Linked DNA regions of Homo sapiens: region 2 is linked to region 1. The links are chromatin loops, found by intact Hi-C in ENCODE. Cell type or tissue: HCT116. All regions are shown on one strand. Links, peaks and the distances in the headings refer to the core of each region. The heading gives the core; the rest is flanking DNA.

Region 1 (16,370 bases), core at 2,944-10,943:
AAGACATGGGAATTTCCTTGGAACTGAGGGTTCCTCCCCTTTTTAGACTGTATAGGGTAACATTGGATATATAACCTCCAGGTTATAGGATAACTTCCAGGCATTTGTAAACTGTGATGGCACTGGTGGGGGTGTCTTTTAACATGCTAATGCATTATAATTAGCATATGCGCAGTGAGAAAGACCAAAGGTCCCTTTCATTGCCATCTTGGTTTTGGTGGGTTTTGGTCAACTTCTTTATGGCATGCTGTTTCATCAGCAGGGTCTTTGTGACCTGAATCTTGTGCTGGCTCCTATCTCATCCTGTGACTATGAATACCTAATGTTCTGGGAATGCAGCCCAGTAGGTCTCAGTCTTATTTTACCCAGCCCCTATTTAAGATGGAGTTGCTCTGGTTCAAATGCCTCTGACAATACTGCACAATTTGTATTAATATAAATCTTCATAAATTACAAAGTTGCTTTTAAACTATGTTCATGTATGTGCTTTTATAGAATCCTCAACTCAGTGTTTAAGATATCTCTTTTATTTCTTGAAATATGTTGCAAAAGATATATAATAACATTTGTGTTTCCTAAGAAAGAATTATGTATAATTTCTGTGAGGATATCAGCAACTTGGTATTGTGATGGTTAGATCTATAGAGTTAGGAATGATAGAAACCAACAGAGAGACAAAGATTTTAAAGCTTAACAGAGGTTTAAGATTTCCCTTTAAATCAAAAGTACCAAGGAGTACTATAAAATCATTCATCCTCTTTTTCAACTGTCAAACATCTATGTCAATACATTTTAGACCTTGTTCAAGGGGACAGCAGAGAGAACAGAGGATAGCTTAAATGGCTTATCCACAATCATATAATAAACCAGAAAGGATGTGGTAATCCATCATTATAGAACATTTCCTCATAAGGATTTGGGATGTCTTGAGGTCTATTTGAAAACTATTTTAATCCCCTGTGGGGAGGGGCTATCTTCTCTATGAGTTAATGGAAAAGATTCCAATATTGTTTCTTGATGCCTTTTTCTCTTTTTCTTTTTTTCTGATTTTATTTTGTATTCTTTTCCATTTATGTTTTTAGAAAACATAGAGAAATATTTTTATATAAGCTGCCATATATGATAAACACATATTTTATTAATAATATCAGAATGTTGAAAAATTAAAATAAAAAATATATTCAATATCTATGACATACTGTGCAGGAATACATGAATTTCCTTACAAACATCAATCTAATTTAAACCTCACCAAAGAAATTCAATTTTAATTTTACTGAGTATTGATCCCAAGCGAGGTTATTTCAGGCTCTTTGGAGGGGAGTTATCTATTACAGCAATCACCACTCCCGCGAGCCAGAGAAGAAATTGAATCAGAGAAACTATTTGCAAATGGCCAAACAAATTGATAATTTTAAACGGAATGGACTCTAATACAGAGAAAGTATAAGCCCTATTCATTTTTTTCTGCTAATGACAGTGGTTTCTCTCAGACAGACAATATGAGGCTGATTGGGTTGTTATGGCAAAGCCATTCAAAGGCTTGGAAAATGTGTTTCTGGAAATGTCCTTTCATTCTTTGGCTTTGGTACAGCTAACACCCGTGTGTAGCCTGGTGCTTACACAATTATTTCAGAGTACCTACTCTCCTTGGGTAGCTTCCCACTGGGGACATTTTGAAGACTTCCAATCTGGCCAGATGAGTGCTTTCTGGGCTCAATAAAGACACAGCTCTCCCTGGAGAAATAGTTACACTAGGGAGGTATTTGGGGAAGGCAATTGGAAAGCAGGTCACTGATTGCTGATGAGAGAGCCCTGAGCAGCCATCTCCGGCTTGGTTTAAGCACAGAAGGTTATAGATCTAGTGTGACATTCCAAATAGTGGGAAGGATAACCCAACAAACAACTCAACCCTTATTTTGTTATGATTGCAGCCATTCTTCTTGTCTACTTTCAGCCAAAGCTAAAAAATTTAGCAATTTGATATAAAATATTCGAGGTTATATATCATCTTTACTATTTTTAAAAAATTAAAAATATTTTCTTGGCCCCTATATATCCATTAATAGGACATTAAATTTCTTTTAATCTCCAATAATAACTAAGAATTCTCAGTAATGCCTCATGTTGGCTGTTTGTAAGCCCATGTTAAATGATTCCCCAACTTTATCAGTATTGGAAGGAATAACACAGCGTTGCTCCCATTTTCAGTTAGAAAAAAATATTTTTAACTATATATAGAAAATATTTGTACATGTTTAATATATGTATATATGTACATTTTTAAAGTAACAATAAAAATCAATATTGCATACCCTCCACCCAGCCTAAGAAATAATCACTACAAATGTCTTTGAAGCCCTGAGTGTACCCATTCCCAACCCCAGCTCCTTTTCTCCTTGCCACTTAAGGTAACCATCAACTTGAATTGTTTATTTATTATTCCCTTACTAATCTTTGTAGGCTTACTACATAATTATGGAATTCCAAATAATACATTATTTAATTTTACACTTAACAAAATGGAGTAACACTATATGTATTCTCTTTTGCCAGTTTTTTTTTTTTTTTTTTTTTTTCAAATTAGAGACAAGGTCTTATTATGTCACCCAGGCTGGTCTCAAACTCCTGGACTCAAGCAATCCACTCACCTTGGCCTCCCAAAATGCTGGGATTACAAGCATGAGCCATCATGCCACACCCAGTCATTGTGCCTTTTTTTAAGGATCCTTGTCTTGTTTCAGTTCTTAGGGGGATTGTTTTCATCTTTTCCCCATTCAGTACGATGTTGGCTGTGGCTTTGTCATATATGGTCTTTATTATTTCAATGTATATTACTTCTGTGCCTAGTTGTGAGGGGTTTTTTTTATCATGAAGGGGTGTTGAATTTTTTCAAATGCTTTTTCTGCATCTATTGAGATGATCATAAGGTTTTTGTTTTTACTTCTGTTTTGCGATGAATCGCAATATATTGATTTGCATATGTTGAACCATCCTTGCATCTCTGGAATAAATCCCAGTTGAGCATGGTGTATTATCTTTTTAACACGTTATTGGATTCAGTTTGATACTACTTTGTTGAGGATATTGGCATCTATGTTTGTCAAGGATGGTGGCCTGTAATTTTCTTTTTTTGTTGTTGTGTCCTTCTCTGGTTTTGGTATCAAGCTAATGCCGGCCTCATAGAATGAGTTAGAATGAATTCTCTCATTTTTTATTTTTTGGAATCACTTGAAAAGATTTGGTGTTAGTTCTTCTTTACAAGTTTGGTAGAATTCAGCACTAAAGCCATCCTGTCCTGAGTTTGTCTTTGTTGGGAGATCTTTTACTTCCGAATCCAACTCCTTACTGGTTATTAGTCTTGTTCAAGTTTTCTCTGTCCTCTTGTATCAATCTTGGATTTTATTTATCCATTTCCTCTTGGTTTTCTAATGTTAGTGTGTAGTTTATCATGATGGTCTCTGATGATCTTTTGTACTTCTGTGGTATCAGTTGTAATAATTCCTTTCTCATTTCTGATTTTACTTATTTGGGTCTACTCTCTTTTCCTGCTTAGTCCAGCTAGGAGTTTATCAATTTTGTTTACCTGTTCAAATGAATAACTTTTTAATTTCATTTATTTTATTTATTTGTGTTTCTTTTTAGTGTCTATTTCATTTACTGCTTCTTGACCTTTATTATTTCTTTATTTCTACTAATTCCTGAGTTTCATTTATTCTTACTTTCCTAGTTCCTTCAGGTTCCTTAGGTTGTTTATTTGAAATCTTTCTACTTTTTTGAAGTAGGTATTTATTGTAGTAAACTTCCTTCTTACCACTGCTTTTGCTGTATCCCATAAGTTTTGGTACATTGTATTTACATTTTCATTTGTTTCAAGAAATTTTTTCATCTTCCTAATTTCTTCATGGACACAGTGCTCATTCAGGAGCACATTGTTTAATTTCCATGTATTTGTACAGTTTTTAAACTTCCTCTTGTTTTTGATTTCTAGTTTTATTCCATTGTGGTATGAGAAGATGCTTGACATGATTTCAATTTTAAAAAATTTGTTGAAGCTTGTTTTGTGGTCTAACATATGGTCTATCCTGGAGAATGTCCCATGTGCTTATAAGTAAGCATATTCTGCAGCTGTTGAATGAAATGCTCTGTAAATGTCTGTTACATCCATTTAATCTAACCTGCAGTTTAAATCCAATGTTTCTCTGTTAATTTTCTCTCTAGATGTTCTGTCCAATGCTGAGAATGGGGTATTGAGGTTTCCAACTGTTACTGTAGATTTTTTCTGTTCAAAATTTCAGGTAGACTTTCATTTTGGCAAATATTATAGCCTGGATTGAAATTGCATTCTTTACTAAAGAATCTGTTCTTGTTTCTGTCAGCTCTTCAGCTATACTCCTAATCAAATATCACCTCAAATAAAGTTTTAGATGAAGTTGAATGTTTCCAGATTGAGAGTGTGAATTTGGGCCATAAATTCATGTGGGGACAGGATTTGAGTTACAAACTTTCTTCTTTCTACACCATCATGGTTGAAACAAGGGAGTGTCCTTCCTACCTCCATTGGTGGGTGAATGTCTTCTTCTACTGAGGATATAGCTTTTTGGGTCCTGGCTCTGGGGAATAATCTTCTTTCAGTTTCCCTAACTTATGCAGGCCGGGTTTACATTCTTTTCCCCAACCTCTGAAAATGGATCTTCAGAGTTATCATTAATTGATAATTGCCCCAGTATGGCCAGCTATTCTGTGCTTGCTGAACTTTCTGAACTTCTGCTTACATTCTGTTTTTAGTCTCTGAATATTTTCCTTATTTTCTTGTCAGCTCAATACACCATGGAATACTATGCAGCCATAAAAAAGAATGAAATCATGTCCTTTGCAGGGACATGGATGGAGCTGGAGGCCATTATCCTTCGCAAACTAACAAAGAAACAGAAAACCAAGTACCACATGTTCTCACTTATAAGTGAGAGCTAAATAATGAGAACACATGGACACATACAGGGGAACAACACACACTGGGGCCTTTCAGAGAGTGGAAGGTGGGAAGAGGGAGAGGATAATGAAAAATAACTAATGAGTACCAGGATTAATAGCTTGGTGATGAAATAATCTATACAACAAACTCCCATGACTCAAGTTTACCTATGTAACAAACCTGCACATGTACCCCTGAACTTCAAAGTAAAAAAAAAAATTTAATATATTTGCTAATGTTTTTTCAATGTTCTAATTATTTTGAAGTGAAAGGTTTGTTAAGGGTCTTTGGACCACTATATCATCAGAAATTGAAAACTCATATATTTATTCAAATTGTTTACCTGAAAAACCTTATCAACTAATAGTAATGTAATTCATATTGTTGGTACCAAAAAAACAAAGACAAACTAAGTGTTTGACAGTTTGAGAGTAAACTGGATAGATTAATATTATACTGATTTTGATCTAAATATCTAAGGTTCCAATTATGAAGGATCTTTAAAAAGCAATCATTTTCTGCATTCAATACAACCCAAAGATTATATTCAAAACAGCACAAGTACCAGTGGATTAGACAAAAGCAGACAATATCCATACTTGTGAGTACCTGCAATATTTCTACACTGACAGGTAGAGAGGTGAAGAGGGAAGGGTATTATACATGAACCCACTTCTCCCCAACTTCCAAGAAGGGATTTTAGTGGTGTACATGTGAATACGACAGAAAGTAAATGAACAGTGAGTTTGCCCAAAGACTCTTTTTTACATCTTGTATGAATCTAAAAAGTAGGTAAAAGACTGACTGAGGATTTTTAGGTTCAAGATTCAAAACAATTAAAGGCAACATTTAAATAAGGGTGGTAAGTTATACTGCTTACCAGATACTAAAGCTGGTTTTTGTACTTGGGCCCCTATACTTTAACTTTATTTTGGAGGCCTATAAATACTCCAAAATGGGCATCTCTCATCCTCTTTCATATAAAGGCTATGTATGAGAAGAAAATAAGTCATGTCAATAAAAAGAACAAAATAAACTATCTTCATAAAGTCATTCAGCACATAAATACATCTTTTAATTTTTACTTTTTCATTTACTTTTGCTTAAAAATATTACCTTGGGTGATAAGGACAATTAGGAGAAGGTAATATTTTTAAGCAATTGCCTTGGGTGATTAGGACAATTGCTTAAAAATATTACCTTGGGTGATTAGGACAATTAATATCCTAATTCTAAAAGTCCTAAATCTCTTAATGTGTTACATCAAAAACCAAACAAGACTCATCTTATTGTGCTCTTAGCCTCTAAAGAAACCAACCCCAACTCTTTCTAATCATCAGCTAACTCACTGTTCACAATCAACTTACATTTAATTCCCATGAAACACCACCAAGATCACTGTCAGGGACATGTACATCAGTCAGGCAGGCCTCATTGCTTTTTTGTACTATACTTCATTTCTACTAACAGGACAGAAGTTTGGGGAGTTGCCGCATTCCAACAGGAATCTGGCAAGATTCAATGAGGATTTTTTATAGTAGCTTATGGTCTAAGATATCACTAAACTTCATCATCATACTGAGAAGCCAACACTAGTTACAGACATGCTGCTGTACTGGAATCACCAATATAAAGATTCAAGATAAGCACAGGACAGTGATTAGTGGACTCAAATGCCACCTACAGGCTATAACTTTATTTAATTTTTTTATTAAGACAAGATTAAATGCAATATTTAAAGAGAGGTGGTAAGTTACACTGCTCACAAGAAACTAAAGTTGATTCTTGTGTTTGAGCCCTTCGGTAGTTTAATGTTATTTGAGTGACCCATAAGTACTCCACAGTGAGTACAATATAAAATATAACAAAGTTCTAGTATTCTAATGAGACTACAATCTGGTATATTTAAAAGATGACAAAAGAATTAATAACAAATATATTGACATTAATACTATTTCCTTTTTGTGTTTTTTAACCTGCTTAGATCATTAACCTTTGATAGCTAATAAAAAGGATCTCATTACAGGTATAGGTTATGTCTACACAGTAATCAGTGAGGCACTTAGATGATATTACAGATAATTTATCTGTATAATAATTACCAAAAATCATCAAATATTAAATAAGTACCTACCCTGAAATGGGCACTGTGATAATCAAAAAATCGATTCTGGAGATTTGCATTATGCAGTTTGCCTATCTACCTTAATTGAAATTAATTGCATTATAAAATTGACCTGCCTTAATTGAAATTAAATGATTAAAATTAAATAACCAAGCAAATATTTGTTAAGCTGCTGCTATGTTCCCAACACTGAGCTAGTTAGAGGTGATACAAGGAAATGAAAAGTTTTGTCATCAGATTGTTAACAATGTAATTAGGGAGAGGAGACCTATACAAATCAAAACACAAAGGAGAGTTCCAGGGAGCAAGAGTCATAAAAATTGAGAAACACAAGAGATTATAGAATAACTAGGTTCTTAATTAGACCTAAAACTGATAAACTTAAGTGGAGGGGAAAATAGCAAAAGAGATGTGGCAGCAAAAATCATGAGGTATACATGCTCAAGAAACATTCATGGCCAAAACCATATTTCTTCAGCATCTGTTTTATTAAAGATCTATAAACTTTTTTATTTTTCACAATAACTCTTTAAGGTGACTACTATTATTATTCCTGTCTTATAGATGAAGAGACTGTGACTCAGAGAAGCTGAATAACTTGACCAAAGCCTTTGAACTGATAAGTAGCAAAATCAGAATTCAAACCCAATACTTTATCATTCCAAATTGGGTGCTCTGAACCACTATGCCTGCAATAAATAAACCATCTGCCTTTAAAGAAAAGAGTGTATGGCATGAGATAAATTTGGGAGGTATAACAGCCAGGCAACAGATGGTACATTGAAATTGGGTTATTCGAGTTGAGTTTTGATACAGGGAACATTTACAAAGGTATGTGCAGAGTGTAGGAAAGCCACAAGAATATGGCAGTATTCCAGTGCTAGGAAAAACCACTTCCACCCCTCATCCTGAAGGATGGAGTGAGGTGTGGGAATTTCCAGACCCCAGAAGGAGAGAGCCTTGGGGAGTGGGGTGCCTGACAAGATGCATGACTTTTTGTAGAAAAGAGGAAGCTGGGTAAATAAATTCCCTGACCTGACCCTCTTCCTTTGTTTCTATTTCCCACTGGAGGTCTCATTGATGGAGTTTATGCAGATCAGTCACCCAGAGCCAAAGAGTAACTGAAAAAGAGTGGAGAATGGATCTAGAGAAGCAAATACAAGGTAGACATCACTAGGATGTTCTAGGAGGGTCTTGAGGCTAACTTATTTAGATTTTATTCTGTTGGGAATGGAGGACCAATAAATGTTTGGGTGGGCGAGAATTGTATATGGAAGAACTGCTTCAGGGAAACTAAATTTGTTATTAATGTAGATAGAATAAAAAGGCTGGCTGCAAAAACACTTTTGGAAAAAAATTAGAAAGCTCTGGTAGTGACTTTATGAGCCTAATAGTGAATAGTCTAGCAGAACAGAAAGAAAGAGGCTTAATGAACTGTCTATAATATTATAAAGAAATAAACTTGACTCCCAATCACACAGATAACATGATCCATTGATGAAATAATTTAGTTCTCCCTTCTCTCTCTTCTGCTTTCTATTTTGCACATTTGGGGATTTATTTTAATGGCTTCACAATCATGCCTTTCAGTCCATCATCAAATTCCTTATGCAACTATCTGGTAACATAAGCTGAGTAGTTAAGACAATAGCTCTCAGGATTGATGATCTCATTTTGGATATTAAGGGGGAAGAGGGAGAGAAACAGGAAGATAACATATACTGAAATCTTATGGCATGCTGTTTAATGCGCTCAGCGATTTTACATTTAAATTCCCCAGTACACCTGGGAGACAGGTATCACTTTTATTTAACAGACAAAAAAACCCTGTTCAAGTTCACTAAGTAAAAATAATCATTAGAAATAATAATAATGAGCTAAGTTAATGAAAGACATTATATGAATGTTAACGGAATCTGAGTATTTATCTTTGTTTTGTATTATTTTGAGACTTAGTAACCCTAATCAAAACATCCTCAGTATCACAATACATGGTTCTGTTTAAAATAAAATTAATTTTTCAAAATATATTAATTTTATTCTGAAAATAATCAATTAAGTAAGATGATTTTTAAAAAGAGGTCTAGGAGGCAAAATAACTTTCCTGAAAATGGAGAATGTCAAAGACAATATCAAACTGCATCTTACGTAAATGATTCTTCTTTCGGACTCACAATATATTATAATCTTTTGAGTTAACATTATATCAATATGTGAATTTTATGCATAATGAAATCTTTAAAAGACCCCAAACCAATGCTGTGTTGAATGCCTATAAAAGTGGCTTAGTCTCCAGATACACCCAAAAGAAAGAGGCTAATGGTAGAAGTTGAAGTAGGGAGAGAAAGTGAAAGGCACATTTCAGGACTATAGTTTTTATTAGTTTCCATCTTTGATTGATGCTACCAGTGAAGAGGTTGCTGGAATGGCAAATAAAAGAATAAGAAAATGAGTGGGCTCAAACCAAGAAGTCATGGCAAGAAGAAAGGCACTCAGTTCTAAGTTCAGGACATGCAGAAATAGTCAAAATAAAATGTTATTCTTAGTAATCCAACAGTAGCTATAAGGTGCCACCAAGACAGAAAAAATTCTAGCCTACACAATTAGAGAATAACATGGCTATGTGACAAACAGTCTGAAAGAGCTACTGTCAGGCAATAGCTCTCACTCAATACTATCTTAAAGAGCTACTGTCAGGCAATACTATCAGTCAATAGCTTTGCTTCTAAGAGAAGCACCAGAAGACAAAGGGAGATTTTCCAACACCGGAAAAAGTAAGACATTCTCCAGGTTTTTCAAATAACTTCAATCTCGGGCTTATGTTCTTGAAATTTCCCAGGTAACCTCTGTATGGTGAGTCTGTAGAGACAGACTTGTAGACACAGAACTACATGCCACAGGACTGAGCTAGCACTGGTACCAAAGCACTCAAAATGTCATCATGCTTCTTCACATCATGTATTAGGTTTATAGAGGATGGGTAATAAATGGAGTTTTTGTTCAATTTTGTCTCACAATAGGCCCAACAGGTCTAAGGACTCACTTTGTAATCATATACTAGTCCCCACATATCTAATTGGAATGAATACTCTATGTATCTGGCCCCAAAACCACTTTCTGTACTGGAGCCAAAAGAATAAATCAAAAACAAAACTGCATCTTGAGCATACTTTCAAAGATTAGAGCTACTATTAAAGCTTAGAGGATGTAGGAGTGATAGTCTCAATCAAATCATCTTATAGTTATTGTATTTTGTCCCTGAAAAAAAGTACTTTGAGTAGATAATGAACTAGCATAAATATAATCAACTAGTAGCCTCAGTCAACCAAGCAAAGCTACAATGCAGGATGTGGAATTTTTACGAAAACGTTTAATGCAGCACCTGGTGATCAGCATACAGCTATTAATTGAGCTAATGCTTACTTTCCTACCCATTGGTAGAGATAATCAATACCAGTTTGTTTTTTCAAGGCAAAAGCAGTACACATTCACTGTTTTGCCACAAACCTATATTAACTCTCATGTTTTCTATCATAACATAGTCTATAGGGATCTTGACTGACTTGATATTCCTCAAAACATCAGGTTGATCCATTATGTTAATGATATCAAGCTAATTGGATGTAGTGAGCAACAAATGTCAAGTAATTTATATGCCCTAGTGCTTACAAGCTAGAGGGTCTGAGATTAAACACTATGAAGATTCATGAGCCTGACTTATCAGTGAATTGTGTATTGATCCACTTGACTGGAGAATGCCAAAATACCCCTCATAAAGAAAAGCAGAAAATTATTCAAGCCATGCCTCCTACCATTGCAAAAGTGGCAAAGCATTTGGTGGACTTGAGTCCATTTTTGAGGTAGAATACACTGCACATGGGAATATTGCTTTGATCCACTTATTGCATGACCCACAAGTTTATCTCTTTTGAGTAGAGCAGAGAGTAAGAAAAGACTTTGCAACAAGACTAGCTATGGTGGAAGCTTCCCTATATCTTGGGCCAATGAGGTTTCAATGATGCTAGAAATATCTGTAATGGATAAGAATTGGTTCCTTATCAAGACCCAATAAGAGACTCCACGTACAAACTCCACGACTTCTACTTCTAGTCAAGATGGAGTAACAAGAACCAGAGTTACTCTGTTGCCAGAAAACAATTAAATACCAGACAGAGTAATTGAAGCAATGGTTTTCCAGACTACAGCAACAAGGGTAAAAGGTCAGTGATCTCAAGAGATGTGAGACAATTTATGAGAAAATTATAATTGTCCAGTTCACTACCTACAGATAATTTACAGACCACAGTGCAGGGCCAGAAAACCCAAGAAGAGATTCACAGAGACCACTGGATCTCTCTGAGTTGCGGGAATAAATATGAAATATAAGGAGGCAAAACTGGCTCAAAAATAACAGAGAATAAGACAAGAGAAAACTTAAAGGAGAGAGAGTTTGGAAGAGCTTTAGTGGTTAAATGCAAGTCTCCAGCTCGGTACTAATCAGTACACACTTGTGATTAATCTGCTTAAGGAAACAACCAACAAAAAGGATTAGAGGCTGAAAGCTATGAAACTTACACAGAGACAGCAATATTTCCCATTCTCAACAGCCAGAGTAGAAATCCTCATAATTCATCAAGCACTAGATAAAGCCACAAAAGGAAATTGCCTCAATTGTGGGGCAAAATTGCCCTAAAATAAATGCTGTCCTGGTTCCATCTAACAGCTTAAAAGCAAGATTCAAAATAATCCATCTATTTTAACTTTATTTTATTTTAATATTTAACCAGGTCAGGTAACAAAGGTCAACATTTGTTTTTTGTATAAGAATACAGAACTATCCATTTCTCAGCAGGGTACAGTTTACATTTTTTGCATCTAATAAATAATTTCCAGGCAATCAAAAAAATGGGAAAATAAGACCAATTATTAGAAGAAAAATCAGTCTATAAAAGCAGACCCTAAAATGACATACATGATTGAATTATTTGACAAAAACATTACACCCACCATTAATAACTGAATTCCATATATCTAAAAGCTAAATAAAATATTAAACCTGTTAAGTAGAGACATGGAATATGTACATGTATCTAAAAGCTACATAAAATATTAAACCTGTTAAGTAGAGACATGAAATATGTAAAAAGACCTAAATTGAACTTCTAGAGATGAAAACCACAATGCAGGTGAAAAATACAGCAGATAGAATCAACATCAAATGAAATCATGCAGAAGAAAATTAATAAAATTGAAGAATAGCAGTAGATAGGATAGGATCTGAAATGAAGCACAAAGTGTAAAAAATACTTTAAAAAATAATCAGATCATTTAGGAAAATATTAAGCAGCCTAACATATGGAATCCTCCAAAGAAGGATTGGAATCCTTCAAAATTGGAATCCTCCAAAGAAGAGAAGAATGAGAGAAGACAAAAATTAAAGAAATCATTGTCAAAACACTACAAATCTGATAAAAACCATAAATCATGAATACTAGAAACTGCAAGAAACCTCCAAGTATAAAAATAGGAAGAAAAGTACTCAATAGCACTTAATAATCAAATTGAGTAAAACTAATGAAAAATTAAAATCTTAAAGAAAGAGAAAAAACATGTACAGAAGAAGAAAGATAAGAATGATATCAGACTTCTAACAGGTAATAATTCAAATAAAAAGATACTGGAATAACATTTGGAAATACTAAAAGGAAAGGAAAATTGTCAGCCAAGAATTCTAAACACAGCTAAAATCTCTTTGAATAACAAAAGGGAAATAAAATACAAAACCTAAATGGAAATAGCATCAGCAGAACTACACTGTATTATAAGAAATGTTAAAGAAAGTAATCCTGTCAGAATGCTCTACAGAAAGGAATATGGAAGACCAGAAATGGTAACTCACTGAATAAACATAATTTTCCTTAAGAATTATTAAAACTGTTTAAAATATAGAGTTTAAACAAAAATTATAAAGATGTGATATGTCTGGAGTTTACAAAATGTAGAAGGAAAGACAGGAAACTAAAACAATATTTAGGAGATGAGAAATAAAAGCATATTGTTGTAAAACTCTTACACTATATGTAAAATAGTATATCATCACTAGAATCTAAGCTGTAACAAGGCAAAAATGTCCACTACAAACTGTAAGCAACAACTCGAATAAAAAGAATAAATTTTAGTTTTAATTGAATTTTGGCAATTCAGATACTAGTGATGCTGGGGAAAGGTGGTAAAAGAGATGAGTATCAGAGCAGTTAACATTAGTTGCCCAGCTCATTTTTCAAACCTGGAATATTAAGACAAGAACAAGAACTATTATCAACCCACAAACATCCTGGGAAAGCTGATTAGGCAATGAAGTTCATCTTAATTCGGCAATTAAAATCATGGAATTTGGAGAGAAGAGAAAGGAATCATGTGGATCTTGAATAAGCAGGTTAGAGGCTTTCAATACCCCTATGGCCTTGTAAGAAACAGTATGTCATATTTTTGCCCTAACAAAATTTTATTTTGTAGCTACCCATGCTGTCTAAGTGCCAATGATAAAGAATTAATTCACATATTTAAAAGATGTAGTTTTAAATTATAAGTCAACAAAGGAGATAATATAAAATAATTTAAATGCTCAATTAATTTAAAAAAGCAGAAAAAAGAAAAAGGGGAACAAGGGAGAGATGAAGCAAATAGCAAAATGTAGGCTTAAACCTAATCATATCAATAACATACCAAATGAAATAGTCCAAACGCACCACAATTAAAAGGTAGAAATTATGAGATTGTGACACAAAGCAATACTCATTATTTGCCTACAACAAATCCACTTTAAATATAAAGACATAAAAAAGTTAAAGATAAAAGGCTGCAAAAACAATACTATGCTAACATCAAAAGAAAGTTTGAATGCTATATTAATATTAGACAAAATATATTTCAAAGAAAATAATATTACCAGAGACCAAGAAGGCCATGTCATAAATATAAAAGGGTCAATTTATCAAGAAGACATAATATACCTAACCATTTATGCACCTGATAATATAGCTCCAATTTATGAAGCAAAACCTAACAGAAATACTTTTAGAAATAAACTTATAAATATAATTGGAGGCTTCAGCACCTCTCTTACCATAATTTATAGAGAGCGTATGTTCAAAATCAGTGAAGATATAGAAGGCTTGAGCAACATTTTCTATTTGACCTAATTAACATGAATAAAACAAAATAAGAACAGAAAATATATTTTTTTCAAGTACACAGAGGACATTTACCAACATAAAGCATATTGTCAAACATAAAATAAGTCTTAATAATTTTCAAAGATTCAGATCATATAAAGTATTTTCTCTGACCACAATAGAATTAAACTAGAAATCAGTAACAGAAATATGTCTGAGAAATCCCCAAATATTTAAAAACTAAATAACACTTTTCTAAGTTACACACAGGTAAAAGAAAATAAAGTATTTTGAATCCATTAAAAATAATAGCACAACATACCATGTTTTTTTAAAAGCCAATTCTACACAACTCTTCCAGAAAATTGAAAACATACTTTAGTAGCACTAAAGCAGTACTTTGAAGAAAATTTATAACAGAAATATCTACATTAGAAAAGAAACAAGTTTTTAAATCAATGAGCTTGACTTCTATGGTAAACAACTGGGAAAATAAGAGCAAATATGCCCAAAATATGCAGAAGAAAAGACACTTTAAAAACAGGAGAAGACATCAATGAAATAGAAAACAAAAACAATTGAGGAAAATCTATGAACCAAATGCTGGTTCTTTAAGAAGGCAAATAAAATTGATAAACTTCTAGCCAAACTTATCAGAAAAACAAGGGAGGAAAAATATTACCAGTGTTAGGATGAGGTACATGATATTTCTACAGATTATACAAATATTGAAGGAATAATAAGATAACAGTATAAACAACTTTGTGCCAATAAATGTGACAACTTAGATAAAATAGGAAAATTTTATGAAACACACAAATCTCCAAAACTCACTAAAACAGAAATTGATAACCTGAATTGTTTTATATCTCTTAAGGAAATTGAATTTGTAGCTAATTATCTTGAAAAAAATTCAGGTAAAAATGTTTTCATCAGTGAATTCAGCAAAACATTCGTAGAAAATAATACTAATTCTAAACATACTCTCCCAGAAAATTGAATAGGATGACTGCTTTCCATCTCATTCCCTGAGGCCAGCATTGCTATGAAAACCAGAAAAGATATTAAAAGAAAACTATAGACCAATATTTCACATAAACATAAATTCAAAAATCTTAACAAAATTATATAAATTGATTTCAACATTGTGTAAAAACATACCACAACACTAAAGGGTGGAGTTTATGCTTGGAATGCAAAGTTGGTTTAACATTCAATAATGGATGTAATTCACCATATTTACATATTGAATGTTAAAAGATCATATAATACAATCTTCTTGAATATGTTTGAAAATCATTTGACAAAAGCCAACATATAATTCTGATTTTAAAATTTTTTCAGCAAATTATGAATATAAAGGATCTGTCTCAACTGACAAAGAGCATCTATAAAAAATTCACAGTTGATATCTTTCTAATAGCAAAATATTTGCTCCTATACCACTAAGGTTAGGAACAATCACTTCTGTTCAACATTTGACAGGAGGTTGTAGTCAGTGTAACAAGGCAAGAAAAAGAAATAAATGGCACTAGGATTGTAAAAGAGGTAAAACTGTCTTTATTTTCATGTGATATAATCATCTAAATAGAAAGACCTATAAAATTGACAAAAAGTAGAATTAAAAAGGGAATTTAGCAATGTTGGCTAAATTGATACAATATTGTATCAATATATAAGATTAATATATTCTAAAAATGAACAGTCAGAAATTTTAATTACAAAAGCAATACCATTTATAATAGAATTGAAAGTAGGTAATACTTAAGCCTCAATCTGACAAAACATCTACACCCTGAAAACTACAAATTGTTGCTGAAAGAAACTTAAAAAGATATAAGTAAATGGAGATGTATGGTGTGTTCATGGATCAAAATACTAAATATAAAGTCACTATCACGTTATTTACAAATGTAAATTCAACAGAAGTCCAATAAAAGTCTCAGCAAATTTTTTGGTCAAAATTGACAAGCCAATCCTAAAATTCATATGGAAATGCAAAAGGCCTAAAATTGTCAAACAACTTTGAAAAGAGGTAATAAAATTGGATTTCTTACAACATCTGATTTTGAACAACTTAATAGACAGTAATAGT
Region 2 (16,370 bases), core at 3,732-11,731, 860 kb before region 1:
CCTAGAACCAACCTAAGTGTCCATCAACACATGATTAAATAAAGAGAATGTGGTATATATACATATATATATGCACCATGTAATACTATGCAACCATAAAAAGAATCAAATCATGTCCTTGGCAGCAACATGCATAGGACTGGGTGATGGGTACACTAGAAACACAACCCCCACCATTACACATGTAATTCTCAAGTTACAAACAAGTACATGCACCCCCTGAATCTAAAATGAAATAAAATTAAGAGGGATAAGTAATTATCATCTGGGAGAAAATGTAGCAAATATTTATCTAACAAATAATTTGTATCCATAGTACATTAAATAATTCTACAACTCAGTATAACTGACATAAATAATTCAATATAAAATGAACAAATACTTGACATTTCACAAGGAAATAAAAATAAAAGTAAATAAACGTATTGAAACATGCTTAACATCATTAGTCATTAAGAAAATTTAAATTAAAACCAGAGAAAATATCATGACACACCCACTATAATGGTTGAGCTGCGTTTAAAAAAACAAAAACAGAACACTAACAACCCAAGTGTTTACCAGAATGGGAAACACCAAGAACTCTCATAATGTACTATGGGAATGTATACAATAAAAGAATTTTGAAAAACTGCTTAAAAAATTCAGCATATACCTTATTCATTACCCGGAAATTCTAATCCTAGGTATTTGTGCAAGAGAAATGAAAACACACAAAGCCTTGTACAAAATACACACAGCAATACTCAGAAGCAAAAACTAAAAACAACTGAAATATTCATCAAGAGAAAAATGAATAAATGTATTTGATTGTAATATAATTATATTTTAGAATATTGCTCAGCAGCAAAAAGGAATACAATTCTTACATATACGACAATATAGTTGAATCTCATAGACAAGCTGAGGAAAAGAAGTTGGACATGAGAATATACACTTGATGATTCCATTTATGTAAAGATATAGAAAAGTCAAAACTAATGTGAAACAAATAGTCGCCCCAGAGTGAGTAGACATTGAGTGTTAGGGACACATGAGAATTTCCATAGTGATGGAAATTTATATCTTGACAGAGTTGTACAAACATCTATCAAACTCATTAAATTTCACATTTTAGATCGGTTCATTCTTAATGTATCTAAAATTTACCAAAAAATAACTTTAAGCAGATATTGAATTTTAGTTACTAGGTTTGCTTTTCTTGATATTATAAGTTGGCAATTTTGAAACTATTCTGTCTATATTCTAGAGTTGAGCAAATGAATATAAATTTTGGGAATAGTGGGAGCCATATTTTTCACTGTTGGGGAAATAAATTACAAATATGGAAAAGGGAATGTCCAAAGAGTATATTGTGTTGTTGATTTTGAAAGAGAACCATCAGTATTAACTCATGGCTTTTAATATATAGGTAAAACAAAGAAACAAATACAAATAAAGAAATAAATACAGTGTGTATATGTATATATACCTTAATATCTTGTGTATATATATATTTTCACTCTGCCTAGAAGCAATAAATTACCAGTAGCAATGAATACATTTAGCACTCAGAAGCTTGGTTACTAAATACTATTTTTCATTTGAAAGGAGCTAGACTTTCTTAGAGAAGACTGATTCCAGATCTTGGGCAAGGAAAATGCAAAATAAGCCTATAACATATTTGCCAGAAAGTAATAATATTTTTGAAGAATTACAGTAATACATAAAAAGTCAAATTGAAGGGGTTCCTAATTCCCAAATCTGTATGAATTTGACTATTATCCAAAATACATAATTATAATATTACATTATAACCCATAGTGTAAATTAAGAATCCATTATTCCATTCTAATATAAATTAACAAGCAAGTAGGACAATTTCTTACAGAAAAATGTCAAATGACAAAGAAGGAATCACTGAATTAGGGAATCATCAATGGATGCTAAAACTAGTCAGTAAACGTTTGACTGATAGTTGAATATCTACATATTAAACTCCTCCAGACTACTGATTAGTTGCAAGTGAAAAATAGCCACATTACAGTGGAGAAGAATAGTAGTCTCCACCTTAAGTAATCAAAGTTAATATGAGCAATATAGGTATAAAACAAACTCATGGGCCTCCTGATATTCACTAAAAAGTCTATATCAATTTTGTGATACATCTGACACAAATGCGTAACCCGGGTCTATCCATCACAAAAACAAATCAGAATAACCCAAATTAAGAGACATTCCACAAAATAACTATTTTGTACTCTTTAAAAATGTTAATATCAAGTAAGAAAAGAGAGTCATTTTCAGATTAAACTGAAGAGATATGACACATAAGTGCAATGTGGGATCTTAGGCTGGATCCTGGACTGGGAGCAGGAGATGGAATTTAGCCATTTTGAGATATTTGATAACATTTGTACATGGGCTTTCAGTAGGACCATATTGTTTTAACAACGTAAAATTTTCTGATCTTGATTATTGTGCTGTTGTGTAAGAAAATATCAGTGTTTAACAAATGCAATTAGAAATCTTTAGAGGTAAAGAGACATAATATCTACAACTAACAAATGGTTGAGGGGTAGAAAGAGAATGAGAACAAGTGACTGCAACTGGGGCAAAAAGTAAACAAGTGAGAAACATACATATGGGAATTCTCAATATTATTGCAACTTTTCAATAACTTTATATATAGAAATAAAAAGTTGCAAAAATTAAAAGAGAGGCTGAGAAGTAGTAACTAGTAATGTTGAATATAAAAAATATATATATAGCCCTGGAATCTAAGTGCAGAGAGTGTGTCAAGGATGAGAAAATGTGATCAATTGTGTCAAACGATGATGACAGCCCAAGTAAGATGAGAATGAGAAATAACCACAGATTTTTTTTTTTGACCAAGTTTTTATGCTGCTGATGGGAATAAGTCAGGAGATAACAAAAACAAAATAATGATCCAGGATAGAGAGGGGACAGTCACTGGAGGGATATACTTAAGTAGGTGAGAATGTACTCTAGTGCATAAGTAGATGAATTAGTTTTAGACATAAGCTTGGGTGGATCATCTTGTGACAGATGGGAAGGCAGAGTCAGCCAATGCAGATACTTGTAGATGGGTAAAACTGGGGGTGGGAGTTTGTGGAAACTTTCTTCCTTCAGTTTAAATGTTCAGTCATCAGTTAAGAATGAGGATATGAAGAGACATAATAGTGATTAGAAAAGAAAGAATATATATAATTTGAGTAGAAAAATAAAGGAAGACTTCTAAAGAGCATTAAAGACACAAACTCTTCTTGTTCATGATTTTATAGTGGAATGGAGGAGCGAGTTTATTGTTCTTTCCAGACTTATCCAATTTTATGGATATATATCTACATCAATTTTATGGATATATATCTACATCTATATATGGGTATTTGAAGAGTTAGATTTAACCATAGCTCTAGTTTAGCCTACAACTAGCCTAGAAGGGAGGGATAAAGGAATTGAAGTTTTATCAAAAGGAGTGTTTATAATAACTAAGTGAATAATTTAAGCTATGTAAGGAAGGAAAAATGTTAAGAATGTAAGTGGCTGTGGCTGCAATTGATTGAAGTGTGGGACAGGCTTTTGGAATGGGAAATGAGGCACTAAAGGAAGGGGAGGAGAAAGAGAAGAGGTATTCAAAGTGAAATACAGAAAATAATGAATAATGTAGAGTTTGGGGTAAAAATAAGATCTAGAGTATGGTCAGAAATGGTTGATGAAAGATTGAAGTCAAGATGAGAGGTACTCAAGAAATAAGGGGGAAAGATACTGGAAGATCCATCTATGTGTATATCTTTACATTGTCAAGAATTAAGACAATGGAAGTGTTGAAGATAGCAACAAACAGCCAGGAGCTAAATATTCAAGAAAGGAAGAGGAATAGCCAGGGCATAGGCAAATGACAGAAAGAATGAAAGATAAAGGTTACTGTAATCTTTTATCATAAGATTTAAGTCTAGGTGGTGGGGAGGTTTCCAGAGGATCAGACAAGAACGGTCTGAAATGGCCTGAAAGCAAATTGCATTATAGATGACACCAACCCTCTCTTAAAGCTCAGTGATAAAGACAACTAGGGGTGAAAAAGCAGCCAGTGATTGGACGCTTCAGGGGAAATTGATTCTTTCAGGAGAATTCTGGATTTTTTTTTAAGAACTGGGAAGTGAAGGGAAGTTTAGAAAAGAGTTTGTGAATGCATTTTTTTTTTTTTTGGTATTGATAATGTACTGTGAATTCCAAAGAGTATGTTAAACCTTTCTGAGAAAGGGATAGAACAAGAGATAGAAAGGGTAATTAGAGTGAGGTGACCATGATAGAGAAATCTAAGGTTCTTGGTGGTAATTATATAAAGACGAAGGGAAAGTTTAATAAAATTACTTGTTTTGGATTTAAGACAAATAGAGATAGCAAGGTTGTGAATGTAGGGAATAGGGAGTGATGAGTATCTGGTGCACCATCTTGACCCAGTTGATTGAGGAAAGCAAATCTGGGAACTTACGTCTTACTCACTCTGTGAAAACCTATTTATGGCTGGAATTTTAGGAGTTCAAAACCTGAAGAGATCTTAGACCAGTGGGTGTGTTTACCCCTGAATCCTATTGACAAAGGGGCAATTTTACGTCAAATTCAATCCAACTTAAAGATTTTTATATTCTGTAAAATAAAAAGTTACACATTCTAGCTAATATTAATATTTGTTTAGTACTAGTACTATGCTATGTACTGTAAATGTATACTAAGTGTGTACGTGTTTTAATTCAATTAATCCAGACAACATTAAGAAATAGGTACAATTATTTATTTTAGAAATAAAGAAACTGAGGTAGGGAAGTTTAAGTAGCTTATCAAGATCACAAATCCAGAATTGTTTTTAAGCCAGGATTTTATCCCAAGGAATTCAGCTCTATAATCCATATATTTATGTAAATGACAACAAATGAAAATACAATGCTCCTTTATAGTCTCTCCTAGTAGAACTTCATTTTTATATGTTAAAAGCTCACCTACAGGACTTCCAAACCAGTGCAATGGAATGAGAAAACTATGTTGTTCCATTTCAATTCCTACCTTTAATAGAACACCTGGAATCATCATCTTTTATATTTGGTGATGAAAGTTATGTTTAATGGATTCACTTATTTCCTCTTTGCAAATTTTAACTATTGAACTATTAAAAACATTCGTTTTTTATGTTAATTACAGCTATTAGGTAACATAGAAACACGTTCCACCTCAGGAAGAGACATTTAAGAAGTATTTTTAACAACAACAATGCTTCCAAGACTGTTCCTTCTCTTTGGCTAGAGAACAGTCATCAGAGATACAGCTGTGAAAGCAGCACAGAAGTGGAAGTATCACTAGAAAAAAAAACTGTAAATAGCTCCTCAAGGAACAAGGCAATAGAGAGGTCAATTATTTGGAAAGCCGTTAGACAAGAGCCTGTTCTGATTTGCATGTCCCAAGACTCTGCATTTGGGAATCTAGGGTGATAAGTGTGATCAAACATTATTTTAAGCAGCAGCCAGATGGATGCTCAAATTACATGCTTTGGCTTCCAGCAGTTTTCATGATAGGTTGATTGTGCAATGTTTCCTACACTTAGCGGGTGCCTTACTGTCCACTCTATGCAATTCAAATTGATGGCAAGCCAACAGTCATCAAACTAAACATAATATTGTCTTGGATTAATATTTTCTACAAATTTTATGAGTTTGTAGCAGTAATTATAAAATATATCCTCAATTTTGCAAATTTAAAATTTATTCTATTAAATTTGGGGGCTATATGGGGTAAGGGGCACACAGGCACATACTTCTATTTTATCATATTTAATTTTTCCTTGCTATGAGTTATTATTAATTTTATTACTCTGAACAGAAATGGAACATAAATGTCCACAAGTGCTTCCCCAGTTTCTAGATGGGAGAAACTAGACTAAAAATCAATAAATGCCAGACCGAAGAAAAATCAGTAAACCGAGGTTTAATACAGTACGCATGACCAGGAGAATTTTATCTTTACTTTTAAAAAATGTACTTAATAAGGCTTAATTATGCCAGTTTATTTTTACTTTGTCTTCATGGAAACTAAGTGCTTAATAATCTTTTCTTTGTAAGCATTATTCACACATTTGAAAATTATTTGTCGATTTTTCCCTGACTTGTTTCTTCTCTAAGTTAAATCATGTCCAATTCTTTTGTTATCAATCTTCTTATCTAACCCTGTAACCACTTCTGTATGTTTTTGGCATTATAACTAACGAGTCCTTTAATGTTCTCCAGAGTAATAGTTTAACATATGAAGACTTCAAGAGTAAAAAATAAAGAAATAAACTAAATGGAAGGTGAAAAATACATCAACCACTCCTATTACCTATTATCCTGCTGATGATCCAGGACTATCTTCCACTTCCTAAGATATAGTAATTACCAGATGCACTTTCTATATGTACATAGTGTTCTTGATACTCAGAATTCAAAGCTTATTTGCTGTTTGCCAGTAGTGATGGTAAAGTTAAATCAAACAAATCTATTTCCTTGCTGTCTCCCTTGAGTAGTAAACGTTGCTAAGAAAGCTGGAACAGATCCTGGAACCATGGATACTTGCATGTTGAAGTGTTTTCCTCTTTCGCAGGAAACCTTGAGGCTTTCAGCTACTCACACCCTAGATACAGGTTCTATGCATGCAGAAGAGCATATTATTTGATGCTTCCAAGCTACTGGGAAAGCTGAAGGAAGACCTGACTACAACTGAGCCAGCTGAGCACTACTCATCCCAGACTGACAACTAGAAGTTTTGCACAGAAAAAGAGGGATGAACTGGGATAGGAAGGCAGGCTCAGGGAAAGCAGCATGGTATCAGGGATCTGGAGTGAGAATGAGTACCAAAGGAACATGGTTGAGATCTTCACATTTGTTCCAACAAAGAAGCGTGATTGGTCATCCATTATCAATGCCGCCTTGGTAAAAGAGTCTTTATAGCCCACTCCATTCACATCCCCAAGTTTTTACATAAATCAATCATACAACCTTTCATTTGGGACCCTAAGCTCTGAGCGTGACATCTCTCCCCTATTGTGTTACCTACCAATTATCATGAGGCCCTCTCCCTGTCCAGATGAGCACCACAGTAACAGCCCTGCAGAACACACCAGTCCCTGAGTAACACTGCATCTAATCATCAATTATTGGATGCTCCTTGTTGCCCCTTTCTACTTTGTCTCTTATAATAAATTAGTTTTGGTTGCTTTTTTAAAAAAATTAACACTACAGTCTTGGCCTCAGACTTAATAGTAATGCAAGCTGCCTGGATGTCTGTTCTTTCACCCTTCCAAAGCAGGTGTAATATAACTCATAATAGAGTGGCTCACAAATATCACGTGAATTGAATTTGTTGATGGTTGGTGAAGCTGCAGAGTTAAATGTGATTACTCACCATGTCTAGTTCTAGACCAGCATCACTATTGCATGCATAGCCAGATAGAATATGAGCCATCATCATGATCACCACGTGTAACCCTTGTAGCCTTGCCTATAAGAAGCTAATTTGCTCCTAACACATAGTTGAATATTAAGTATATAAATAGATTGCCCTTTGATTGACTACTATGCTTTTTGCTAAAATGAGGTTAGTCATTTTCATGTTATTTGGGATTTGACCTCTTAAAATACATTTTTATAATTTTTCATTTATCTTAGTTTTTTTTTTTTCTATTTTACTAGCCCAATCAATGTTCACATAGCTCCTTGGTGTTTCCTCCTCATCTCTCTGACTTCCAAATAACGGACTGTCCTAGGATTCTATTCTTGTATACTGCTTTATATAAAATATTGTTTTAATAACACTTACTTTCCCAATCTTCATCATTTTCTATTCACCACACACTGCTGTATTTTTCTTTATATTTCTTATTAGCATTGGACATATTCTGTATTTGCTATTACATTTGTGTTTACTGATCATCTAACTATTTTCATTATAATACAAGCTCTATTGTTTTTCTTGCGTTATTTTATCCCAGTTCTTAAAATCATGCCTCAGTCTAGTAGACACTGATTAAATATTTGTAGAGTGTTAGTATCAATCCTGGATTTCTAACATATTTGTTTCTTGTATAATTAATACATTTGTAAAGTAATTAAACATACTGTATTCCCTCAAATGATTTCTGCCCTACCAAGTTGATAGAATTATAGAAATATTTGATTATTATGTTTTGTAACTACCAGTACAGATGATAACTTAAGCCATTAATGTGAACAGAAAATAAGACAGGCCTTTACATTTTTTTTCTCTCTCTCTCTTTCTCAAATAAAATATAGGAACAAACAACAAAAAGAACAAGTTTAATGGTAAGTTTAATGGTTAAGTTAATCATTTTACCACAAGAGGGCATAAGTTCATTTATAAAAATCTATGACAGTGCTCCATGTAATTGGAGAAAAACAAAACACAAAAAATGAAACATCCACAGTGAAATCGTCAATCCTTCTCCTACAACTTCTGAGGAATTTCTTTGGACAGATGAAAAAAATAAATATTTCTATTTATTTTCTATCCTACCAGGTGCCTGCCTAAGAATTTCATTGTTTTAAGAAGCACTCTTTTAATTTCAAGCTTTTAGTGGAAAGCATTATATAGATGGGAGTTTATTGAAGAAATTATCTCAAAGAGTTTTCTTGGCTTTGCAAAAGAAGGTCTTAATGATAAAGTGCTTTATTTAAGAAAGTGACAATAATTGGGGTTTGAAGGCAGTTAAAGACAGAATGGTCTGAAAATGTGGTCAGCTGAGAAGATGGCTGTACTTTGGATATGAAAGACGACAATGCGTAGGATATGAACAAAGAAAACCTCACATTCTGCAATGCAAAATGTGAAAATTTAGATTAATACTATTAATCTAAACACATTAAAATGAGTGCTGGCCCTTGAGCTAGGCTATCATCCTCCCGTATTTCTCTTGTTTCAGTAAAATTTGCTAGACCCAGAAAAGCCATGTGCTATTTGTGCTTTGGTGAAGGAGAATAGAGGTGGTGTTCAGTCTGAGGAGAAACAGTGTGGAGAAGGACACCAAGTCCAAGGGGTGACCTGAGGAACCGAGCAATCAGTGGCAACAGGCAAGTGGAGCAGTTGGGGAAGGGAGAAAAGAACATTCTGCAGAGAGGCTGAGAAGGAACTGGTTTATCCTACAGTTGTGACAAGCAGGGGAAGAGGGAGTTTACTCAATGTGGAAAAAAACAGATATTTAGAGGATTTGGGAACTCCAAAGTAGCAAAAAATTGGCTTATACAGAAGAAAGGCTTTTACATCCAGTCATCTAGTTATTTCAAATTCTAGTCTTGAAAAAATAAGAAACAACAAACAGAATGCATTAGCATGCTCACTTACAAAACTTCTTTTACTGAAATGTACAGTACTTCATTGTTAAGCTCTTGGCTTTTATTGCATTTCTTGGCACTTTGTTTTCTTCTTTCTAGTGAATTAATTATATAGCTTAATATTCTTCAGTTTTGCCCTGATTTCTAGGAAGTTAAATTTTATGCTTTGCAATGCAAATGTATTAACCCTTACAGTAAAAGCATCTGCTTTATCTCCTGTCTTTTGCTACTAGGTTCGTGTTTGTGACCATGAATTATTTTGCATGAATTGCCTTTGGTATAGGCTTCCTCAAGTCCTTTTTGGAAGGGAGCATCATAAAATAAATCATTTCAGAATACCACAGGTCAGGAACATATCACCCGATGGGCAATCCAGAAAGGACTCTACCTTCCATGCCCAGTTGGTGGAGTATTGACAGAAGATGCTTCTTTCGGTGATGTGCCACTCCAAGTGGTGACTTTAGATATAGTAGTTTATTTAGAAATGGAATGGCTTCCTTTAAAGCAATCTTAATTTCTCTCTAAGAAAATATATATGCTTTCTGGCATCTAAATTCAATGACATCAAGGAAATGGTTTGAGTATGAGTGAGCTCTACCATCCGTACCAAAGGTCTTCTCAGTCTGTATTTTAATTGCCAGATTCCTTGTCTCTCTCTAAAATAGATTCTAGGTTCCATGAGGGCAAGCTCTCTATTTGGTTCTTCATTCAATCCCTATTCACCTGATAAAATTTGGAACATATCTGCTCAGTATTTGTTAAATGAGTAAAGGAGAATAGTGAAGAGCAAGATTTTAAATTGGACCTAGCCTAAATTCAAGGATTATGAGTTTCCTGGAAGAAGGGTTGATGACTTTAAAGTGTAGTATTTCATGAAGACTCTTAGAAGTTAAAGCCGCCAGTAGGTTGAGATAATTTGCCTCTAGAAAAGGCTGAAGAGAACTACTTTGGGGCTTCCTTTGGTAATTTAATATTCATGTTATTTTTGTCAGTATTTGCAGCAGGTAATGTTGATAGATCTTTTCTGCTTTGAAAAACCTATATCTAAAAGAGCCTTCTCACAAAAACGGGAGGCTGCTTCTCAAATCTCAAGTGAAAGCAAACTTTTATCTCTTCCCTCTTTTGCTTTTAGTTTTGCTTCAGTTATTTTAATTTTCTTAGCAAATTGAATTATTTAGGAAAACATCAGTGTCCAGTTTATATCACATATGCTGAAGAAAATAAACCATGCCAATAAAAATCCATTGGCAAAGGCAATTTCCACTTCAGCACCTCTCAGTATTCTCTCGAATGGTCTACATGGAAGGAGTAGTTTAGAACTATTTCCTTTTTCTTGGGGGATGGGAGTGTTTTTCTCTGAGAAAAATAAATGATTTTAACTTCTTAACCATCTGCTAATTGTTCATGACAATACAACTTTAATACCTACATACATTAGTTAATATTTGGTAGAGTATTAATATTTTTAATGTGCAAATAGAATATTCTGACATTTGAAATTCAAATGGATACTTTTTATTTCCTTTAAAATAACTGTTAGGCTACATAGTGGACATTTTTATTTGTTCTACATTAATTACTATGTACATTCTCCTGTTGAAAGTGTTGAATTTCTAAGAGAAGCAATTTTGTGACTAAGCCACAATGATTGTAAGAACACATCTCCTATTTTATGCCATAATTAAACAACTGTTTGTTTGTTATTCTTAAAAGTATGATTTCATTCCAGAGGGGGATAATATTTAATGGTATCTTTAAACAGAAGCCTTAACATTAATTGACATCACACAGCAAATAAAATTTAACAAACATAGTATTTTCTGATGTTTTGTAAATATCCCTAAGGAGGATGCTTTGCTTTTTGAGATATATTTATCTTATTTCCTTGTGTTTCCTTAACTAATGTCTACATCTGTACTTTTGGAAAATAATAATTACTGCACCAAAGGCCATTTCTCCAGTGAACGTTCCTATTATCTCTCAAACTTAGGTTTTTCTCCCTTCTTAATTTCATTTCTTGTTAATTGAGTAGAATTTCCTGAAATGAATGAAAGACTTTTCATACATCACTATCATTATTATCAAATAATAAGAATATAGTTCAAAAATCTATAGCATTTATAAATGCTATAACACTGGCTATGGATATTCTTGAAGAAAGAGGTGCTCTCAGTTTCTACACTGGAATATACACAAGTGCATGGAAAATCAACTACACCAGTGGCCCATGCAGTGTTGATTGTAAGAGCAGAAAATAACCTAAATACCCCATGACTGAGAAATGAGTGATTACATTCTCATTTAAGATAGATAAAGCATTATCATGAGATACAAGTAACAATTTAAAATATATATATAATATATATTTTATATATATATATCTTTTCATATATAGACAAAAAGATCTCCAAGATTTATTCTTTTTAATTTTTTTAACTTTTAATTTTGTGGGTACATGGTAGGATGTATATTTATATATTTATGGGGACATGAGATATTTTGACCAGGTATGTAATGCATAATAATCACATCAGGATAAATAGGGTATTCATTACCTCAAGCATTTATGCTTCGTATTTCAAACAATCCAATTACACTCTTTTAGTTATTTTAAAGTGAACAATTGCGATTTTTTTTTTTTACTATAGTCACCCTGTTGTGCTAGCAAATACTAGGTCTCATTTATTTTTACAACTATATTTCTGTACCCATTAACCAACCCCACTTCCCTGCTACCTTCACTGACTACCCTTCCCAGTGTCTGGTAACCATCATTCTACTCTCTAAGTCCATGAGTTCATTCATTTTAATTTTTAGCTCTCAGAGATGCATGAGAACGTGTAATGTTTGTCTTTCTGTGCCTGGTTTATTTCACTTAACAAAGTGACCTCCATCCATATTGCTGCAAATGACAGGATCTCATTCCTTTATAATGACTGAATAGTACTCCATTGTATGTTAAGTTTCACGTTTTCTTTATCCACTCATCTGTTGATGGACACTTAGGTTGCTTCCAAATCTTGGCTATTGTGAATAGTGCTGCAATAAACACGGGAGTGCAGATATCTCTTTGATATACTGATTTCCTTTCTTTGGAGTATACAGCTAGGAGTAGGATTGCTAGCTCATATGGTAGCTCTATTTTTAGTTTTTCAGGAATCTCCAAACTATTCTCAATAGTGGTTGTACTAATTTACATTCCCACCATCAGAGTGTGAGAGGTCTCTATTCTCTGCATCCTCAGCAGCATTTGTTATTGCCTGTCTTTTGGATATAAGCCATTTTAACTGGAGTGGGATGAAATCTCATTGTAGTTTTGGTTTGCATTTCTCTGATGCTTAATGACGTTGAGCACACGGCCTCCTGTAACCATGCCCTGGGCTACTGCCTATGTTAGCTCAAGGCCCTGGAGCTCTACAATTAGCAAGTGGCAAAGTTAGCAAGGTCTGTTACCTTTCCTTCAGGACAGTTATCTCCCCCTGGCCAAGGCTGGGGCCAGAGGTGCTGTCTGGGAACCAAGGACTAGAGTAAAAAAACATAAAAGTCTACCTGACGTTCTATTGCACTGCAGCTGAGCTGGCTCTCAAAGTACAGGATGCAGTTATTCCCACTCTTCCCTACCCTTGTCAAAAGTAGAGGAGCCTTGCCTCATGGCCACTGCCACCACAGACCCATGGGGAGTACTGCCAGGCTACTTCCAATGTTCCCTTAAGGCACGAGGGCTCTTTAGTCCACTTGTGGTGAATGCTGCCTGGCCTGGGACTCACCCTTCAGGACAGTGGGCTCTCCTCTGTCCCAGGGAAGGTATAGAAATGCCATCTAAGAGCCAAGTCCTGGAATCAGGAACCTCAAGAGCTCTCATTTTGTTCTATACCCCTGTGGCAGAGCTGGTACCTTTGGTACAAGACAAAGTCTACTTTATTTTTTCCTTCATTTTTCTCAATCAGAAGGAGTTCTCCTTATAGCCACCACTGCTGGGAATGTGCTGAGACTCACCTGAAGAAATCAAGTCTCAGAATATCACCCAAGGCCCACAATGTGCTACCTGGTAGGGCTGTTGGTTATTTCAGGCCCAAGGGCTCTTTAGTTAACAGTTGATGAATGCTGCCAAGAATAGTCCTTTCCTGCAAGGTAGTGGGTTCCCTTCTATCCAAGGGTGTGTCTAGAAATGTTACCTGTGAGCTAGATCCTGCAAAGGGGGCCTTACAACTATGATCAGTGCCTTACCCTGCTGTGCCTGAGCTGGTATCCAAGATGCAAGACAAAGTCCTCCTCACTCTTCCCTCTCCTCTCCTCAAGCAGAAGGAAGGGATCTCTTTTGGAGCCACAAGCCATGCTACCTGGGGCTAGGGGAGGGATGGTGACAGCTCTCTCCCAGCCACCCTGGTGGTGTCTCAGTAGGTCATGTGCCACCACCACCCCCCACCACACACACACACACTGGCTCTGAACCGAGTTCATCCCTGGGACTTGTCTAGGAGTTGCAGTTCTTGTGACCTAGACGAACTTTGAAGTTTATTTAGGGCCCCAGAGCACTCCAGCCCAACGTGGCAAGGCTTGCAGGAAGTCAAGTTTCAATCGCTGGGATAAGTGATTCCCCTCTGTCTAGGGCCGCTGTAATCACTCCCTCTGTGGTTGGGCATCAGCTGTGTTCAGTCCAGTTTTGCTTTCTGAGATCAATGCACTGTCTCACAATTACTTTTCTCTCCCTCTCCCAATGGCACAGATTCTCTCTGTGCAGGGTAAGGCTGCTGCTGGGGGATGGGGATGGGTGGCATTGGTGATTCAAGACTGTTTCTCCTACCTCTTCAGTGCCTCTTTCAGCAATATCAAGTTAAAACCAGGTACTGTAAGTGCTCACCTGATTTTTGGTTCTTACAGTGGTGCTTTTTATTTGTAGTTAGTTGTTAAATTAGTATCCTTTCTGGGGCTACGATTGGTGTAGACTTCTATTCTGCTATCTTGCTCTACCCCTCTCTCCCAAGATCCATTTTTCAGTGGAACAAATTTAAGTGGTAAAGCATTATATAAATTATGATTCTATGAATGTAAAGCATGTATGTACTCATATTCATATACACACAATACTATTTTTCTGTTGACATTTATATTTACATCAAAGATGACAGTGATTCCCTCTAGAGAAGAGCGTGCAAATGGTGGCATACGGGGACTTTTGTTTTATATGTATTATTTTTATTTTTATAATAATAATGAATTTAAAATATTTCTTATGTAAAGTGAAAACTTGAATTTAAAGTAATGTAAGACACTATGTATCTTTCTCATATCATGGTCAAGCTTTTTTCCCTCAATTTCTAGTTATTTCAAGTTAAAGTATATTTCCTTTAAATATGATAAAGTACTGCATATTTCCTGCTTCCTAATTTTCCAAAGGAACTGTTGTTAGTGCACTAAATATTATTCATTTTTGCAGTCTTTCATGTTTCACTAAAAATTTACTATATATTTTATTTGGATTCAATTATAGAAACATGGAAATTATTCAGAAATAGATTCGTTAGCAAATTGCAGATTCAATTTGTACATTAAATAATATAAGAATAAACACTATTGAAATATTTAGATACTTTTCCAAATACACTGTAGAGCATCCTCAGGGAAATTGACTGGTGCTTGCACAACATATGTGTCCATGGCTTAGAACACTCATTTTGATTATAAGCATTGGTTAAATTAGTCTTCCAAGGATTAGCTTTAGATTATGATTAAAAAGACCGCAGTGTCTTTAATTCTGTGGACTTCCTTCTCTCTGATGGATCACACTGCATGCCATAATGGGTTCTATTTTTTCACTTCTAAATCTCAAATATTTCGATTGATGTAGTTGTTTTATAAATTCATAGCTGGCAAAAGACTAAAGAAAGTATATAACTGGTTAGGCAAGTGCTTATAACTGTGGAGACCTGCGTTTTCTGTGGAACCCATGGATCTCCTTTACATAATTACTTTTAAATTTTGAGTGTTTTTGTTTCCTCAATCAAAGCCTCAGGAATACCTGAATACTTTGACTATCCTCAATAAACAATCACTTCTTTAGACATGCCCAAACCAAAAAGTATGAGGGATGCTTTCATAGAATCAGCATAAAATGTGCCCCGACATGTTAAGTACTTGTTGAGTAAATACAATGTTATACTACTTTAGTGTTCCTTTTTCCAAAAAACAAGCGATAAAAACACCATACTAAAATGTGCACGTCAGTTATTGATAAAATATATCTACCAATACATTAAACTATCATGATGGAGTGTGAATGCCCATAGTTACAATTTCCCTTACAATCCCTTTTGTCACCTATAAAGTGTATTGTGCATTATGAACCAGAACTGCAGTGTGATGAGCTGTTCACAACAGGAGATATGAGTCTCACCAACTGACCACTCTTGTGCACATATTTACAGAAACGAATAAACATTAGTGTAGTAGAATCCTCGAAGATTAAATGTGCATATGCTGTGACTCCACTTTATCAATTTGCTCTTGAAAATACACGCTGAAAATTTTATTTTCTCATGTTTGCATATAATTTAATGCCTGAAATCCTCAATATTCAAACTAGTGCATGATGAATTAGTGTCACATTTTGAAAGTCTTGTGGCAGAGTTAGATGGTTGTGTATACCATCATTTATTTTCTGCAGCTTCTTTAGTGTCAGAATGCCAAATTCATTCAACGTGGCCAGCCAAAAGACTAAATTCCTTAATTCTCCTTGTGCTTCAGATTTGAACAATGCCAAACATACCAAAATATTGTATGAGTAGTTTTCAGTAAGTTTTCTTTAAAAGAAGAAAATAGCTGTCTCCTCATCCTACTGCCTGGAACATGCATACAATGTCTGGAGTTCCATCTACTGTTGTGCATCATGAGGAAAAACATTATAGTTTAAGGATGTCAGAGCAGAAAGTTGAAAGAAGCCTGATTCCTGATGATTTCATAGAGTTTCCTTTTCAGGTATAAACAGACACTTACTTA

What was found. Peaks named below come from ENCODE experiments on the same cell type or tissue, not always from the same donor. Only the 100,000 strongest peaks of a DNase experiment are listed, where the experiment ranks them.
Region 2: it touches region 1 in a loop (5-fold over the local background); 37 of 110 quality-filtered maps call a loop at or near these places.

Annotation. Positions count from the first base shown.
Region 1 is chr5:119,933,621-119,949,990 of GRCh38, reverse strand. The region is part of intron 1 of LOC105379144 (a long non-coding RNA gene); the gene reads right to left. Among named protein-coding and RNA genes, the nearest start is that of FAM170A, 310 kb to the right of the region's middle. In HCT116, for the core only: no CTCF peak of the experiment used is centred there; a DNase peak (open chromatin) is centred at 6,681.
Region 2 is chr5:120,795,515-120,811,884 of GRCh38, reverse strand. No RefSeq gene overlaps it. Among named protein-coding and RNA genes, the nearest start is that of PRR16, 340 kb to the right of the region's middle. In HCT116, for the core only: CTCF peaks have their summits at 8,189, 8,390 (motif pointing right) and 9,763; a DNase peak (open chromatin) is centred at 8,384.